Regions from separate parts of the Mus musculus genome. Here region 2 is linked to region 1. The links are chromatin loops, found by intact Hi-C in ENCODE. Cell type or tissue: heart. All regions are shown on one strand. Each heading gives the region's core, and the rest is flanking DNA. Links, peaks and the distances in the headings are about the cores only. Region 1 overlaps Daam2 (dishevelled associated activator of morphogenesis 2). Region 2 overlaps Kif6 (kinesin family member 6).

The links. A loop is a pair of places that touch in the nucleus more often than their neighbours do. Peaks named below come from ENCODE experiments on the same cell type or tissue, not always from the same donor. Only the 100,000 strongest peaks of a DNase experiment are listed, where the experiment ranks them.
Region 2: it touches region 1 in a loop (5-fold over the local background); 6 of 42 quality-filtered maps call a loop at or near these places.

What each region holds. Positions count from the first base shown.
Region 1 is chr17:49,526,923-49,535,255 of GRCm38, reverse strand. The region is part of intron 1 of Daam2 (dishevelled associated activator of morphogenesis 2); the gene reads left to right. Among named protein-coding and RNA genes, the nearest start is that of Gm52301, 22 kb to the left of the region's middle. In heart, for the core only: CTCF peaks have their summits at 3,444 and 4,822; DNase peaks (open chromatin) are centred at 605, 895 and 3,375; H3K27ac peaks cover 232 bases.
Region 2 is chr17:49,847,466-49,855,798 of GRCm38, reverse strand. All of the region lies in intron 15 of Kif6 (kinesin family member 6), which reads right to left. Among named protein-coding and RNA genes, the nearest start is that of Gm16555, 30 kb to the right of the region's middle. In heart, for the core only: a CTCF peak has its summit at 3,353 (motif pointing right); a DNase peak (open chromatin) is centred at 3,488; H3K27ac peaks cover 1,438 bases.

The DNA of each region.
Region 1 (8,333 bases), core at 241-8,240:
AGCACTCCCAGAAAACCCTGTATGTGGTAGTGCATGTTTGCAATACCAGTTCTGGGAAGACAAACACAGGCAGATATATATGTATGTGTATGTGTATGTGTATGTGTGTGTGTGTGTGTGTGTGTGTGTGTGTGTGTATAATGGGATTTACTTTCAATCAGAATGTTTAGTCTTGAGCCAGATAATTTTTGTAGTGCATGGTGGGTAGGAAGCTGACCTGCACATTGTGAAATAACTAGTAGTAACATCTCTATCTTGTATACCAGAGATTATAGAACATTCTGTAGTTGTGACAGTTTAAAACATCTCCAGACATTTACCAGTGTCCACTGGGAGTGTGTGTAGGGATGGGGAGGGGAATGTGACGGAGAAGCACTCCCTGCTGGGAGCCATGGCAAGCTAAATTCTTCCTATAATAAATGGGGCCTGAGGCATCTTATGCTGCCCCAGAGTTTATCTCTGCAGTGTATTTAAGATTAGGGGACAGGATGTATCCACTGATAAGAAAGATATAGGGTGCCTGCTATCTCTGGGTCGCTCTTGACTTCCAAGAAGCAGCCTGTGTGTTGGGCGGATGCAATCCCCACAGGGCTCCACTTAAGCCCTCTGAAGACAGCCTGCTCTGTGTCTAGATCCCTTTCTGGTCCTCTTGACCCTCCTCATGCAGCAAGAAATCCCACGGGGAATGGCCTTTGGTTTGGGTTTATAAATATTCAACAACTCGTTTCTAGTACCAAGTGGTTTTTTTTTTTCTTTTTCTTTTTTTTTTTTTTTTAAACCGTGTTTAACATTCTTGTCCGAGTGGAAAATTTTGTTCTTTGGAAAGCTTCTCATTCCAGATCCAGGTCAGAGTCCCCAGCAGAACTCGGAGAATGTCCTAGGCAAGTTCCGCCATTGAGATTGTACAGTGGTGGCCTTGATACGACTGTGGTTGGATTCTGGCCCAAGACTCCTAGGCCCACAAGACAAACAGAGAAAGAGGCCGTGCAGTTGGAGGAAGGGCTGTGGACTCTGAGATCAAAATCCTTTGATGGGGGACTGGAGAGATGGATCGGTGGTTAAGAGCACTTGCTGGTTTTCCTGAGGGCCTGAGTTCATTTTTCAGTACCCACACTGGGTAGCTCACAACGGCCCGTAACTCCAGCTCCGGTGAATCTGACACCCTCTTTTGTGCCCCAGGGATTCCAGTTCACACAAGGCACAGACAGACATATACCTGTGGTGAGTGACATTCTTGGATGTCTCTACATGATCATATTTCCAATAAGACAACCAGCCTGTCGGTTAGGATGAGGTTGGTTACGTTTGGTTAACGAACAAGCCCCACATTCCAGGGACTTGTGACACAACAAGACATCTAATTCTTACTCATGCTATCAATCTCCTTGTGAATGATGGCAGGGGTCTGCTCATGATATTCACTCAGGAACAGAGACTTCTTAAACAGATGTTACTTTAAAGTGGATGACGGTTATACCCAAGAGACTGATGGCCTGACCTATCTAGAAATGGAGGCTGGGATAGCCTGGCTAGCCCTTCAAGAACACGTGGGCAAATCCCACCTAGAAAGGGAAGAGTTACAAGGTCCTCAAACACCACATTTCCTGTTCCGGTCTCACTTCTGACACTTCTGATCCCGTCAGGGCACCTGTCATAAAGATTAAATGAGACCATGTGTGACCTCATACTGTAAGATCATAGGTGCCCTGATAGGATAAAGACAAGGGTCATGCATTGCCCTAATCTCCAATTAGATCTGGTGCTCAGTGCCCAGGAGAGAAGGTGAACAGAAACTTCTAATTTGCCAATGGAAAGCTCTATGTCTCTGAGGATTCTTGAGTTTGTCAAGCTTCTCTAAAGGAGCCGAGACAATAGAAGCTGCTGTTTACCCATCTGCCTTAGTTAGGGTTTTACTGCTGTGAACAGACACCATGACCAAGGCAACTCTTATGAGGACAACATTTAATCGGGGCTGGCTTACAGGTTCAGAGGTTCAGTCCATTATCATCAAAGTGGGTACATGGCAGCATCCAGGCAAGCACGGTGCATGAGTTGCTGAGAGTTCTACCTCTTCATCTGAAGGCTGCAAGCAGAAGACTGGCTTTCAGGCAGCTAGGATGAGGGTCTTAATGCCCATGCCCAAAGTGAAACACCTACTCCAACAGGGCCACACCCTGGGCTGATCATATACAAACCATCACAAAATCTGTATAGATTTACTTAATAAAATCAGCCTACACAGTGGTGGCTGACTGGAGACCCATAGATGGCTACGTTGAAGCTTTGGTAACCTGCCTTATTCCAAGTCTTCCAATTAGAATGCTGATCCAGTGTAAAAGTCCCCTTGTAGCAACATCTGGACCCGTGTTTGACCCACGTCTGGGCCTATGCATAGCCAAATTGACACACAAAATGAACCATCACAATTTCCAACTTCTACTCTTAGTTTATGGAGCAGAATTAGTCATATGGCTGGACTCAGCTACAAATTAGTCAGGACGTTCTGTCAGCTTGGTGCCTGAACCAAGACTTTATGACTAAGCACCAATAACCAGCATAGACAACTGAACACATTTTGTTAGGTGGGGATGAGGGGACATAGCCATCCGCAGTCTTCGGTGGTATTACCTTCAGCACTTTCTGCTAAGCCAATGTGGAACTCAGCATAGACTTAGATGCACGGGCCCATGTCTTAGGGAGAGCTGCAGGAAGGGATCTGTGAGTCTGTGGCCTGGCCTCCTGGAGGACCAAACACAAATACTGCCATTGAAACCTTCCTCTGCTTTCTATTTGTTAGTTTTTAAATGTGTATGTATGGGTATGTGCATATGTGCACGCATACATTTCACATGCCAGTGGAGGCCAAAGGTTAAGGTACCTTCCTTAAACTTCTTCCAACTTTTTTTTTGAGACAGTGTTTCAGTGAACTTGAGCTTATCCATTCTGCTAGACTAACTAACCAGAGAGCTCTAAGCATCCTCCTGTCTCTGCCTCCTTAGCAACCAGAATTACAGACACAGTTGACTTACATAGCTCATATGTGTGTCTGGGGGATTTGAACTCAGGTCCTCATGCTTGTGGGGCAAGTATGTTACTTACTCATCTGGATCCCCAGGTCTGTCACTGTTCTTTGCATTATCCCATGTTTTCTCTATCTGGTGCTGCATTTGGAATCATCTATACCACTTCTGCCACGAAAGAACCTCCTGCTAATTGATGGAGTTCTGTGACTCCCTTTTAATATCGTCCCAGTCTGTTGTGTCCTTTTTGGATGCAGGGCCAGCTGTCCTTTTGCCACCATCTCATTCTGAGTTTTTGACAAGTCCCTTCCCAGGCTGGGCTCTGGTTTTCCTGGCTCTCTCAAGTGGAGCTGATGCACAACATTCTCGGAAGTCCCTTCTGGTGCTGGCATCGTGTACAGTTGCTCCACACCCTCTCCCAGTGGCAACGCTGCGCACAACTGCCTGCTTGGGTCCAGCTGGAGTTTGGTGACAAAATTTTCCTCCAGGAGGCTTGAAGGATCCTTCTGGGCTCTGCATCAGGCACTAGCAAAGAGATTCTGTGCTACATATCAGCTGGGAAGCTTCATCTCAGCCTGATGTACTTCTGCCTGGCTAAAAGGGAAGCTCACAGCCAAGCTAGGGAGGCATGCAGAGGGCAGGGGCCAGGGATCAGAACAGCCTGGTCTAGCTACAAACAAGGGCAGAGAGCCTAGTCAGCTCTTTGAAGTGCTTTAGCTAAACCAAAGGCCAAAGTCGCAAGGACCCAGACACTGTATCCACCCCTATAACATTTGTATCTGTTGATTCTGATACCTTTCTAAGGCAGCCTGTTAGGAAGTTCAAAAGAGTAACTTTAAGAGTAACTGCTGAAAATATATATGTTCAAACAACAATAACGATGACTGCTACTATTATTATTATAAATTATTTTTATTGTTATTATTACCATCATATTTGCCTTACGCCACAAATTCCTGGTGCTGGATAGATGTCTGGCATAGAAGAGTGTATGGACATGAAATTAATTAAAATCTAGAGTGATGTCAGTTGTAACAGCAAACTCTGGATGTTGCCTTCATCAGTTCAAGTTGCTATAATAAATTGCCAAGGCGGTGACCTTAACAAGCATGCATGGGAGCCCAATTGGCAGGGGGCTGCCAATCTGATATCTGGCGAGGGTTGGTTTCCCAGTTCATTGGTAGCTGTCTTCATACTGTGTCCTTACATGGTACAGTAGCTCTCTGAGATCTCTCTCAGAGGGACATTAATTCCATCTGTGATGGCTCAGCCTTTGAGATCCACTCACCTCCCAAGGCCTTGTCTCTGAGTGAAATCATATTGGGAACTAAGATGAATTTGAGGAAGCCACAGACATTCAGACCACAGTGCACGGCAAAGCCTGGGGCACTGGAGAAGGGAACAGTTGGTTCCTTGTAGTGGGCAGAAGGCTCTATCGTGGCAGGGCTTATCCAGCCTGGTTTTGAAATTGCCCATGTTCTTGAAGGAAGAAGACTGAGTAACCCTGGCAGGCTTGAAATCTCTGATCCTCTTATTGCTGAGTGGGATGTAAAGGAAAGCTGGGAGCAGGGTGGGGTGGGGTGGAGTGGAGTGTAGATAAGATGTTGATGAAGGGTCTCAAACAGCTTAAAGAATGTAGAAAACTAAAAATTCAAATTAGTGAGTTGATACTTTTTATAAAAGCTTTTCATGTCTATTTTGTCTGAAAGCAAATGTGCTTGTTTTAATTTTATTTAAAACCTGCCTCTAGGGGTGGTAGAGAGCTGCTTCAGTGCTATGCGTGCTGCTCTTGCACAGGACCTAAGTTTGGTTTACAGCAGCATTGTTGGGTGGTTCAGTCACCTATAAGTCCGATTCCAAGGGATCAGATGCCCTCTTCTGGCCTTTGTGGGAACTGCACTCAAGAACAGACAGGCACATGCACACACACATGCAAACGGGGGGGGGGGGGGGGGAGAGATACACTTTTTTAAAAAGTCTGAAAACTTGTCTTAAGACCCTTAGGAGAGGAGACTGAAGGCAGCTAGACATTATGATGGAGCAGGGGCTTTTCTTTCACTTAGAATTCACATACTGTCTGCCTCCATCTTCTCTGCCTGATCTCTGCGTTGTTTGAGATACTCGGACAGGAGATATGAGGTGAAACTTTTAGGGTTTTTTTTTCTCTTTATAGAGAATAACTCCCCCTTATCAAATGTAGGTCATGCAGACTATTACAAAGAAGGGGGACAAACTAAAACAAAATAAAGCCAGTTCCATCTTCCATACAGGGTGGGTTTGACTACTGGAGGGTGGGGCATTTCCTTCCAGTGGGCATTGGCAAGCAGGCCCCCTGTGTTGACGGTCACCTGTTCTGAAGCTTAAGCTAATCCTAATGTTTGAGGATGGACATGGGAAGGCTTCCTTGGACTCGTCTAAGACAATGAAAGGCTGACCCCCATCCAGTCTAATCTGGACCTTGACACACTCATTGTCCAAGAGACAGCAATCTACTCTGCTGGGAACCACAGCAACAGTGCCTGGAGGGACTGGTCAGTTCCTACCTTACTTCCTGCCTATAGTGAGCCACTTGGGTTTGCTCTGGGCTATCACATTGCTCTCTAGGTGGGTCCAGTCCTGCACTAAAGCTGGCCTTCACAAAGGGATCTTCCACCTCCACATCCTGTAGTCTGGAGGGCAGATAAGCTTCTCACCTTAGGGACCAGGCTCCTCTCCTCTGTGTGTGTGTGTGTGTGTGTGTGTGTGTGTGTGTGTGTGTGTGTGTGTAAGGCCCAGTGCTGCCCCAGCACTTTCCCCTGAAGGTCGCTGTCTCATCTTCCCTCACTCTTTCTCTCCTTCCAACCTTTCTTCTTTCCCTTGCCCCCTTCCCTTCCCTTTCTTTACTTTCCCTCATTCTCATTTCTTTCCCAGTCCTTCCTTTCTTTCTTATTTCCTTCCTTTCCCTCCCTCCCTCCCTCCCTGCCTGCCTCCTTTCCTCCCTCTCTTTCCTAATTTCCCCTACCCCTCTTCCTTTCCCTTCCTTCCTTTATTCCTTGTGTCTTGCTCATCCAGAATGTTTCAGGAAGACTGTCTCTTTAAGAGAGGCAGCTATGATCTATGCACTCTGAGATTCTGATAGTCAGTCCTGCTTCTCCTGCTGAGCTCTGTTGGGTTGCAACTGGGATCCTCCTGAGCTCAATCTGGGTTCAAAATGTCTAGAGGAAAGAGTCACTTCCAATGATCTGCACGCCCCCGGGAGTCCGTGCCCCCAGGACTCCCTGCCTGAAGCCTTTTGGTAGCTGGGCCTTGGCTTTGGGCCATGGAAGGCTCTTTGTTGATGGTTGAGGTCTGGACCTCAGAAAAGGACATTGGATGTGTTCCGGTGAGTGTGAAAGAAACTTGCTGCCTCCTGCCCCTCGACTGTGGATTTCAGGATGCAGATCTGGGGTTTGTTGTGATTCTTGATGGTGGGATGGGATGGGCAGAGGTGACAGGGAGGGGGTGGGGCTGGGATTCCCTTGCATGTGGGGATAACCTCAGCTCCCCTCCCAGCTGTCATTCTTGAGGCATGAAGTTGAAGTTTGCCATCTGGATCAAGCTAAAGCCGGTCTGAAGACTGGTGATCAGGAGGGGCAGATGGCAACCCTTACTCCTTCAAAATAAAGTGTAGCCAGAGTGGGCTCCTGGGTTCTTTGTGAAAATGCCCTGGAAGGGTATCGTCTCTAGACCCTGGGCAAAGAGCAGAACCTTGTGGATCCGATATCCAGTGAAAGTTGTCTATCTCAGCAGGGGATTTGAGCCAAGTCCTCTTCCTCCTGAGCAAGGGGACAGACCAGGCTTGCTCCCTAAGTCCATGTTGTCCTCTTGGACTGAAGAAAGCTGTCCCTGGACCATAGCACACAGTGCCATAGTGGGAGGTGGCAGATGTGCCAAGGGCAAGGAAGAATGGGGAGCCTGTTACTGCGGAAGCCTGGGAACATGGCCTCAGGCAGAGGCCCCGGTCACCAGAGCTGGCATGGGAACACATGGGCAAAAGGTCCAGGTCCATGCTGGGACAACGGGACTGAGCCAGTACCACATAGTGCAGAGCAGATGGTCCTCTAACCCCACTTCCTGGGGCATGCACACAGGTGAAGCTGACCTCAAATGCCTAGGTATACCTATGCACGCATGCCTGAGGAAGCCTAAGACCTTGGGCCTCCAGTGGACAAGGCAGAACTCAGTAGCAACTTCTGTGCTTCCAAGATCAGGGCTTCTACTTCAGGGAAGGCCTTTGCTGAAATCTTAGCTCTTCTTTGGGCCAGAGTCTGAACAGGGGATTTGCTGAAACAGAATATGCCAGGAAGCCATCTAGATGCTATGAAGATCTGGGTTTCTATTGGGGGTGGGGAGGATAAGGCCATCTCCACAGAGTCACAATGGTCAGTACCATTTATTGTGTACCTTGAAGGCATTGGTGACTATGCCAAGGGCTTATCTACTGTTTAAATGCTGTAGGGATTCGTGTGTGTGTGTGTGTGTGTGTGTGTGTGTGTGTGTGTTCAGTTGCACAATGTATGCATGCCTATGGAGGCCAGAGGTCAGGTACCATCTACCTTATTTATTGAGATCTAGTGTCTCTGTGGCCTGCAATTTGCTGATTATACAAGACTGACTGGTCATGTCTCAGAGACCCTCCTGTCTCCACTTCCATAGCACTGGGGTTAGAGGGACCTTCTACTGTACTCACCAATTGTGTGTCCATAGCACTGGGGTTAGAGGGACCTTCTACTGTACTTGTCACCTGAGTGTGGGTTCCTGGGATTGATGACAAAGGACTGTCTTACGAATCAAGTGATTTTCCCCCCTCCATCCAAAGAAGTTATTTGAGTCATGGATAGTTTTATGAATTTTACAGAAACTGAAGCTCAGAGGTTGAGGATCATGCCTCCTCAGAGATGGAAATTTACAAATGAGACTTGGATATCTTCGCCCACCTATTCTGTCATCCAGCCACTCCCTAATCACCTCATCTATCCACTCCTTCATCTCTCCATCCCCATCCCCTCATCCCCTCATCCCTTCATCCTCTCATCCCCCATCCCCCATTCCCCAATCTATCCATTCCCTAATCACCTTGCCTATCCCCTCATCCCCATTTCCTGATCCATCCACTCCCTAATCACCTTGTCCATCCCCCATCACCCACCCCTCCATTCCCTCATCCCCTCACCCCTCATCCTCTCATCCCTTCATCCCCATTTCCTGATCCATCCATTCCCTGGTCACCTTGTTCATCCCATATCCCCCTACCCCTCTATCCCCTCACCCCCCTCATCCATCCTTTTTATCCAT
Region 2 (8,333 bases), core at 118-8,117, 320 kb before region 1:
GAAAACCTCACCACACCCTAGAAATGATGAAAGCATGGGTCACATGACAGACGCAGGCCAGGCGAATTGGTGGTACTTAAAATACTGTTCAACTCTCTGTGTGTGTGTGTGTGTGTGTGTGTGTGTGTGTGTGTGTGTGTGCACTTGTCTATGCTGGGGATGGAACCTAGGGCCTCATGCATGCTAGGCAGTTACCATGGAGCCTCATTTTCGGCCTCATTCATATAGTTATTTACTTTACGGGCTTACTGCTTTCTCCCTGTGAATCTGCAAACATAGTGGGCATTTTCTTAGACTTCTTCGCAGACCCAATCTTGTCTTTCATATACACAATCGTTCCTCAGTAATGAGTTTTTATAACACAGGGAGGTACTGCTCCTTCTCGGCTACGGACAGGTGGACTTCTGCACTTAGGATGTGGAGCCAGGCGTTGTGACACCTGCCTGCAAGCCCAGTACTTGGGGAAGCTGAGCAAGGGCTGTGAAATTCTCCATTTCAGACTTCACACTAATGGCCATGCGGTGAGACTCCGTCTCTGAATGGATGGATGAATGAATGAATGAGGGAACTAGGAGACCTGGGTGTCATTCCCAGGGCCCAGAACCTGTTTGCAGTTCTCACAGTAGCAGACACGGGCTTTACTTGTGGACTCCATTTATCCCCAGCTGCCGGGAGGCAGGCATTCTGGGAAGAGGCCTGTTCCAGTGGTCTAACAGGCTCTCCGGGAGACCAGGATCACTGATCTTGGGAGGACTGTAATCTCCAGGCTCAGCTTTCTTCAGGGGAATCTGGATATTTTCTCTGAGGCAAACACAGCCTTACTTGAGATAACAATTTTAGTAAACCTTTTGAAGCTTGCACATATACAGTAAATACCCACCATGGTTTCTGGGGAAGAGTCTAAGAAGGAACTATCTCAAGCATAGGTGCTTTGTGGCAAGACTTATACGTTTGGCTCTGAATTCCGAGTTCTGAAACACAGACTATAGCCAGGCAAGTAAGAGGTTCTCCTCACCCCTAACCTTAACCCTAAGTAGCTATGTGTGCACTCAAGGTTGACGGTGAATTTGATGTGTCAACTTGGCTGGAGGTCGGTACCTAAATGCTTCATCCAACTTGTCTGTATTCTATTGAAATCAACAGACTTTGGGACTGGAGAGATGGCTTGGCAGGGATAACACCTGCTGTGCAAACATGAGGACTTGAATTTGGAGCTCCAGAATGTGTGTAAAAGCTATATGTGGCAGCATGTGTTTGTAAGTCCGGCATTAAAGGGGTGTGTGGAGGCAGAAGAGTCCCCAGAGCTTACTGGTTAGCCAACCTGGCTAAATCCATGAATTCTCGGTACAGTGTAAGCCATGTCCAAAAAAATCGAGAAAGACACCCAACATAGACCTCTGGTCTCCACATGAACATTCATTCATGTGCACACACACACACATATGCACACACAAATATGTGCACATATCATAACACAGAGACAAGTAAGCAGATGCACACAGATAGCCAGTCATGTACACATCACACACACACACACACACACACACACACACACACACACCACACATATACATACACCACACATACACACACACACACACACACCACACATATACATACACCACACACACACACACACACACACACACACACACACACACACACACACACACACACCACACACACACACATACACACACACCACACACATCAGACTTGGAATAAAGCTGATTACTTTCTTTAACTGGCAGTGGTCCTCACCTGATCAGTTGTCAGTTAACGACTTTAAAAAAAGAATGAGAAAATAGACCAAAATGCCCCAAAGGAGAAAAAATTCTGACTCTAGGCCGCCTCTGGACATGAACCGAACTCTGACACCTTTCTGGCCCTCCAGCCTGCAGGCCTGCCCTGCAGAAGTGAATTTTGCAGCCCCTACGATTTTGCAACCTCCTCTTTTAACCCTCTCCTTGTGTCCAGACATCCTCTTGCCTCTTGTTTCTCTGGAGAACATTTTATTATTGTTATTATTTTTACATCCTGACTCCAGTTTCCCTCCCTCCTCTCCTCCAGGCCCCCATCCTAGGTCAGGCTTCTCATGGATATCAACCAAACATGGTATATCAAGTTGCTGTAAGACTAGGCATATCCCTTTGTATTAAGGCTGGACAAGGCAACCCAGTAGGAGGAAAAAGGGTCCCAAAATCTTTCGAAAGAGTCAGAGACAGTCCCCATTCCCTTTGTTAGGAGTCCAAGGAGAGCAAGCTACACAACAGTAACATACACACAGAGGGCCTGTGTTAGTTTAGGCAGGCTCCCTGGTTGTCGTTTCAGTCTCTCTGTGAACCTTTATGAGACTCTTCCATGAGAGGGAGCCCACTCCTGACACCGCCTGGAGTGTCAGGTCACAGAGGCTGGATGCTCAGAGACTTAGGATAGAACCAAACATGACTGGCAAAAAAAATGTCAGTGAAATGATGCCTAATGATACTCTGCTATACTCATAGATTGGTGTCTAATCCGATGGTCATCTATCATCCGATGGAAACAGATGCAGAGACCCACAGGCAAACATTAGGCGGAGCTCAGGGAATCCTGTGGAAGAGGGGAGGGAGGATTGTGGGGGCCACAGGGCTCAAGGAGCCACAAGAAACCCTACAGAATCCAGAGAGCATTTTAATGCAGAGGCCTGCTCCTGTCAGTGCAGTTGCTTCAGCATCTGGGGAAAGGATGCTGGGATGCTGGGTGGGACTTACAGCCCGATCTTGGTCTCACTTTGCATTGGAGTGAAGGCAGTCACAACAATAGGCGAACTTAATGAGATGCCACGAGAAACAGTGACTTCTGCTGGCAACTGCACTCTGTTAACAAACTTTCTGAATAGGCCATAGATGGTTTTGCTTTTTTTTTTTCTTTAAAGGCAGGCCTTGGCTACTCTGGAACTTTCTACAACGACCAGGCTAGCTTTAAGGCACAGGGATCCATCTGTTTCTACCTCTGAGGGCTAGGATTTAAGTCCTATACCACCCTGCCTGGCCGAGTCCATAGTTTTGGAAAATGACTTATGCACCTTCTTGCCAGGGTTAGCGGTCCAGTATCAAGGAGAGAGTGGATATGTCAATAGATGCCTGGGCCCTCACTCCTGTGTGACACGAATCCATCTGGGGTCAGTTAGTGCCCCAAGGGCAGGGCAATGATGGCAGCTCTCCGTGAGCCCCACGCCACTCTCTGGGAGCCTTCTCACAGTTTTTGAGAAATCTGCTAGGCCTCATGAGATGTGGTGGCCAGGGACATTTAGGTTCTTAATCTTTGTAGTGGCTACCAGCAATGCCATCCCCAGAAGCCACTGTACCCAGCAGGTGGCAGCCCTTGCTGCATGGAAGTAGATACAGGAAGTCAGCGAGGGAAAGATTCCAGGCACAAACCCCAGGCTATTTTAGAGGACAGTCCTTTCGGGGACCAGCTGGGGACTTATTTTGAGATGAGTGAACTAATTTCCAGGGGCAAAGCCAGTAGGACTTTGGCCATGGTCTTTTGGGAATAAAAGGAAGGCCAGTTCTGGCTGCTGTGGACTGGCAAGGTCTGAGACATGTGGGAGTCATTGGGAGAAATTTCCTTCAGAGCTGTCACCTCTCCAGGAACAAGAACAGGGTGGCTTCCTGGGGCAAGAAGACCCTGCAAACTGGGAAGGGCACGGCATTCTCTCAAACACAGTTGAGATGATTATATTCCCAACTCGGGCCAAGCCTAACTCACAAAATGCTGAAGAAATGAAATCCTGTTAAATGTGTTCTTTTTCACCCTCCTTAAAAAATATCAAGAGCTAATGTTTTGCAGACAGCTCTCTACTGGCCACGCTGGCCAGGCCTCGTGGGGTCCAAAACCAACACACCTGATCCAGATTTGGTCCACAGCGTTAGGAGGCCAGGGAAGTGGCCAAAGAATTAACAGAGGAATCTCAGGATTGTTCCTTATCCCAGGGGGCATCCAGGGCTTCAACCTGAAATTGTTCTTGATTAGGAGTTGTGTGTAGTGAGGGATGGGTAGTGGGTTGTGCTGAGGGGAGAGAGATGGGGCAGGGAGAGACAGAGAGAAGAGAGACGGAGAGACACAGAGAGTCAGAGACACAGAAAGAGACAGAGACACAGAGAGACAGAGAGAGATGAGAGAAGGGAAAAGCTCACGGTCATCCCAGCCTCTTCTCTAGGGTTTAGAGTGTCCCTGGAGACAGACTGTCTGCTTTCTTCATGAATATTCAGAACCCTTCTCTTCATACCTGTGGGCATCAATGAGGAACATGATGACCTATTTCTAGTGAGAATGTTGTGTTGGGCCCTAGGATGATGCTTGTTGGATAGAATATGCTTGATGTAATGGCTCTCTGTACCACAGGAATGACTGGAATCTGCTTTTGATGGGCCATCAGATAAACGCTAATGGTCCTTTGTGGGGTGTTATTCTAACAATGTGGAGGAAGGGTGTCTTGTGGAATTGTTATTTGCCAGCTGGCTCTCCGGAAACCACCAACTACGCTGATATAAGGGGCAGGTGATGTGTGAGCTACAGCAGCTCAGATGACAGAATGGAGTATCTGGGTAGCAAGCAGGACCCTCATTCCTAACAGTGTCAAGCTACTGAGGACACTCTCACAGGGACCTGTTTGTGACTTCTCGGCTTACTTTAGTTCAGGTTCAGGCTGACACCTCTATATGGTTCTTCTTTCACTTTTGCATATCTAAGTAGTGATGGGGTGTGGAGAACAGCTATTCAGTTAATGTTAGTTTGCTTTCTTCCAGAAACAGATGTGGGTGATTCATTTGGAACACAGCTCCAGAAAACATGGATAAAGAGTATGGGCTACTGAAGCAGGGTAGATAGGCAGCCAATGAAGAGGGCAGCAGCAAGCCACCATCCTCATGGACAACTAGAGTTTCATTCCACCGGTGACAAACTTTACAGCTGTCACCCAGAAGAGGAGAACAGGAATGCATACACACCCACTTCTGGGCATCCTTGGTTGAGGAACCAGCACCAGCCTGCTCTATGTACTTCTCTTGGGAAGGCCAGCATATGCTCTGAGAGCATGGCAGTCACTGGCAGATGACACCATGCCAGTGAGTATACCTATTCCACTAAAGGGGCATGGATGGCTTTGTTTCAAGCTTCACCACAGTTCATATAGTCTCCTACAAAAGAGCGAACTCTCGGCCTGAAGTTAGTGAAGAGAGAAGCAGAGGAAACCAAATATTTTAGACAGTCTTGCCTAATTTCTTAGGGGCCTGGCTGGCGTGTTAGGAGTCTGGTTTGCTTTTAGCTTGGCAGTTGGCAGCCCCAAATTCTGTACTGACTGACCAAAATCTTTTTTTTTAATTGAATATCTTTCATTTATTCTTTGACAATTTCATATACACAAATAATGTACCTTGATCACATCCACTGTGGTGGTTTGAATATGCTTGGCCCATGGGAAGTGCTACTATATTAGAAGGTATGGCTTTGCTGGAGGAAGTGTGTCACCGTGTAGGCGGGTTTTGAGAGTTCCTATTGTGGAAGCTCTGCCCAGTGTGGAAGAGTCAGTCTTCTCCTGGCTGCCTTCAGATTCAAGATGCAGAACTCTCAGCTCCTTCGTCAGCATCATGTCTGCCTGCATGCTGCCATGCTTCCTGCCACAATGATAATGGACTGAACCTCTGGACCTATAAGCCAGCCCCAATTAAACGTTGTCCTTTATAAGAGATGCCTTGGTCATGGTGTCTGTTCACAGCAATGGAAGACCTAATAAAGATATCCACCCCCCAACTCACTTACAATATGTGCCCCTTACCCCTTCATTCTCCTCGCTCCCCAGCCCACTGAGTCCAACTAGGGCTGTCTTCTGGAACGTTGAATGATCCTGCTGGCCTCATCTTGCACAAATACCGTAACTGCAGTGGACTTTTGTCTTAGTTAGGGTTTTACTGCTGTGAACAGACACCATGACCAAGGCAAGTCTTACAAAAACAACATTTAATTGAGGCTGGCTTACAGGTTCAGAGGTTCAGTCCATTATCATCAAGATGGGAGTATGGCAGTATCCAGGCAGGCAGGTATGGCACAAGCAGAGCTGAGAGTTCTACATCTTCATCCAAAGGCTGCTATTGGAAGACTGACTTCCAGGCACCTAGGGTGAGAGTATTAAGCCCATACCCACAGTGACACACCTACTCCAACCAGGTCACACCTATTCCAACAAGGCTACACCTCCAAATGGTGCCACTCCCAGGTGCAAGAATATACAAACCATCACAACTCCTGAATTCATAAACACAGGCTGAGATGATGCTGAGTTCTAAGTCTAGAAAACCTCCTGAGAAGTGACAGGCCAAGGCAGTCTCGCCAAGGGTCTGTATGTCTCAACGAACCTCAGGCTCCTCAGTGGTTCTCAATCTTCCTAATGCTGTGGCCCTTTGGTACGGTGCCACATCTTGTGGTGACCCCCAACCATAAAACTGCTTGTGTTGCTACTTCATAACTGAAATTTTACTAATGTTACATAATGTAAATAGCTGACATGTGACTCCTGTGGAAAAAAAAAGTCATCTGATCCCACAAAGGGGACTTGACTCATAGGTGGATGCTCTTAACCACTGAGCCACCTCGCCAGCTCTCCTCTGTTCCTGCTGTTGTTCTAGATCTCTCACTGGACTGAAGTGAAGCTGGACCCGTCACACTCTTCTCTTGAAGGTGTTGATTATTTTGCAGCCTTCAAGCACGGACCTCAGCTTACGCTAGGTGGCTGGTACAGGTAATTGAGATACTTTATGACTTGGGGTCCCTTGTCTGTGGCTATGCACCATATCCACTTCTGTACCTGCTCCTTCGTTATTTGCATTTGTCATCCGGGTCTCAGGAAGTGAGTGTTCAGGCACAACAATGCTTGCTGAGTGGTTACCACTGTGTTCCAGTGACCTGGAAAACTGTTTCCCAGAGCCTGGCCTCATCTTGTCCTGTCTTTATAAGCCATTTAACAAAACACAACACAAGAGTTACTCAAGGGGGTGGGTGAGATGGCTCCATGGGTAAGGGTACCTGCTACTGAGCTTGGCCTCTCAAGTTTGATTATGGGAGGCACAAGGTAAAAGGAGAGAACTGAATCTTACCAAATTGTCCTCTGGCATTCACATGTGTGTGAGCTGTGGCAGACACTCATTAGCACACAACAGATAGATAGATAGATAGATAGATAGATAGATAGATAAGCAGATAGATAAGTAGACAGACAGATAGACATACTGATAGATCAGATAGATAAATAAATTAAAACAATGAAAAAATTATAAATCATTCAAGTATCATGATTAATGTTTTTGATATAGATTAAATCAACCAAATCAATATACTTGGTGATAAAATTTCCAGTTCAGTAGTGAAGTCATCCAACTCTGGCCTGGCAAACACCTTAACCATCTGTATCATGCTGTTATTTCTTCTTGCAGTGGCTCTTGGCTTTAATGCAAGTGATGGAAATCCACTGTGCCCTTTGATGTGATGTTTCACCAAAAATCTTTGCAGTGTCATTTTTGGGTATAGGGGCAGTGTCGCAGTGAGGAAGAGTAAATTAACTTCCTGATTCTCAATAACTTAGAAACAAACACACACACACACACACACACACACACACACACACACACACACACACCACACAAACCAGGCAAACTAGTGTCACCCCCACCCCTGCACCCTTTTTTTCTCTTTCTTTCTTTCTTTCTTTCTTTCTTTCTTTCTTTCTTTCTTTCTTTCTTTCTTTCTTTCTTTCTTCCTTCCTTCCTTCCTTCCTTCCTTCCTTCCTTCCTTCCTTCCTTTCTTTCTTTCTTTCTTTCTTTCTTTCTTTCTTTCTTTCTTTTGTAAACAGAGAAAAGCAACCATCTAAGTTTCTTTTGAAAATCTTAAGAGCAAAAATTAAAATGAGTTACAGGCTGGAGGAAAACATCTGCTACCTATTCAGTAGACAAAGGCCCCATTTCCAGAGCACACAGAGCTGCTGTGCATCAAAGCACAAACTCCAACCATCTAGGCAGCAAAGAGGACGAGGCCCATGAGAAAGGGCCTGTTAGTTTTGCCAGCTGTTTGGGAAAACGCAAATGAAACAAGGATGCACCACAGTTTTCTCTGCAACTGGCAAGAGCTGATGTCACATGCAAGGACATGTGTGGGAACGTGGGCGCTGCTGTGGACAGAGGGAGTATATGCCAACGAAGCCCCTTGGGTTGGTGACCAAGGAGCTGAGAAAACTAAACGTGGCTGACACTGTTCCTCCCTTTCATGCCACATCTCAATATCTTGCCCCTAAACTCTCA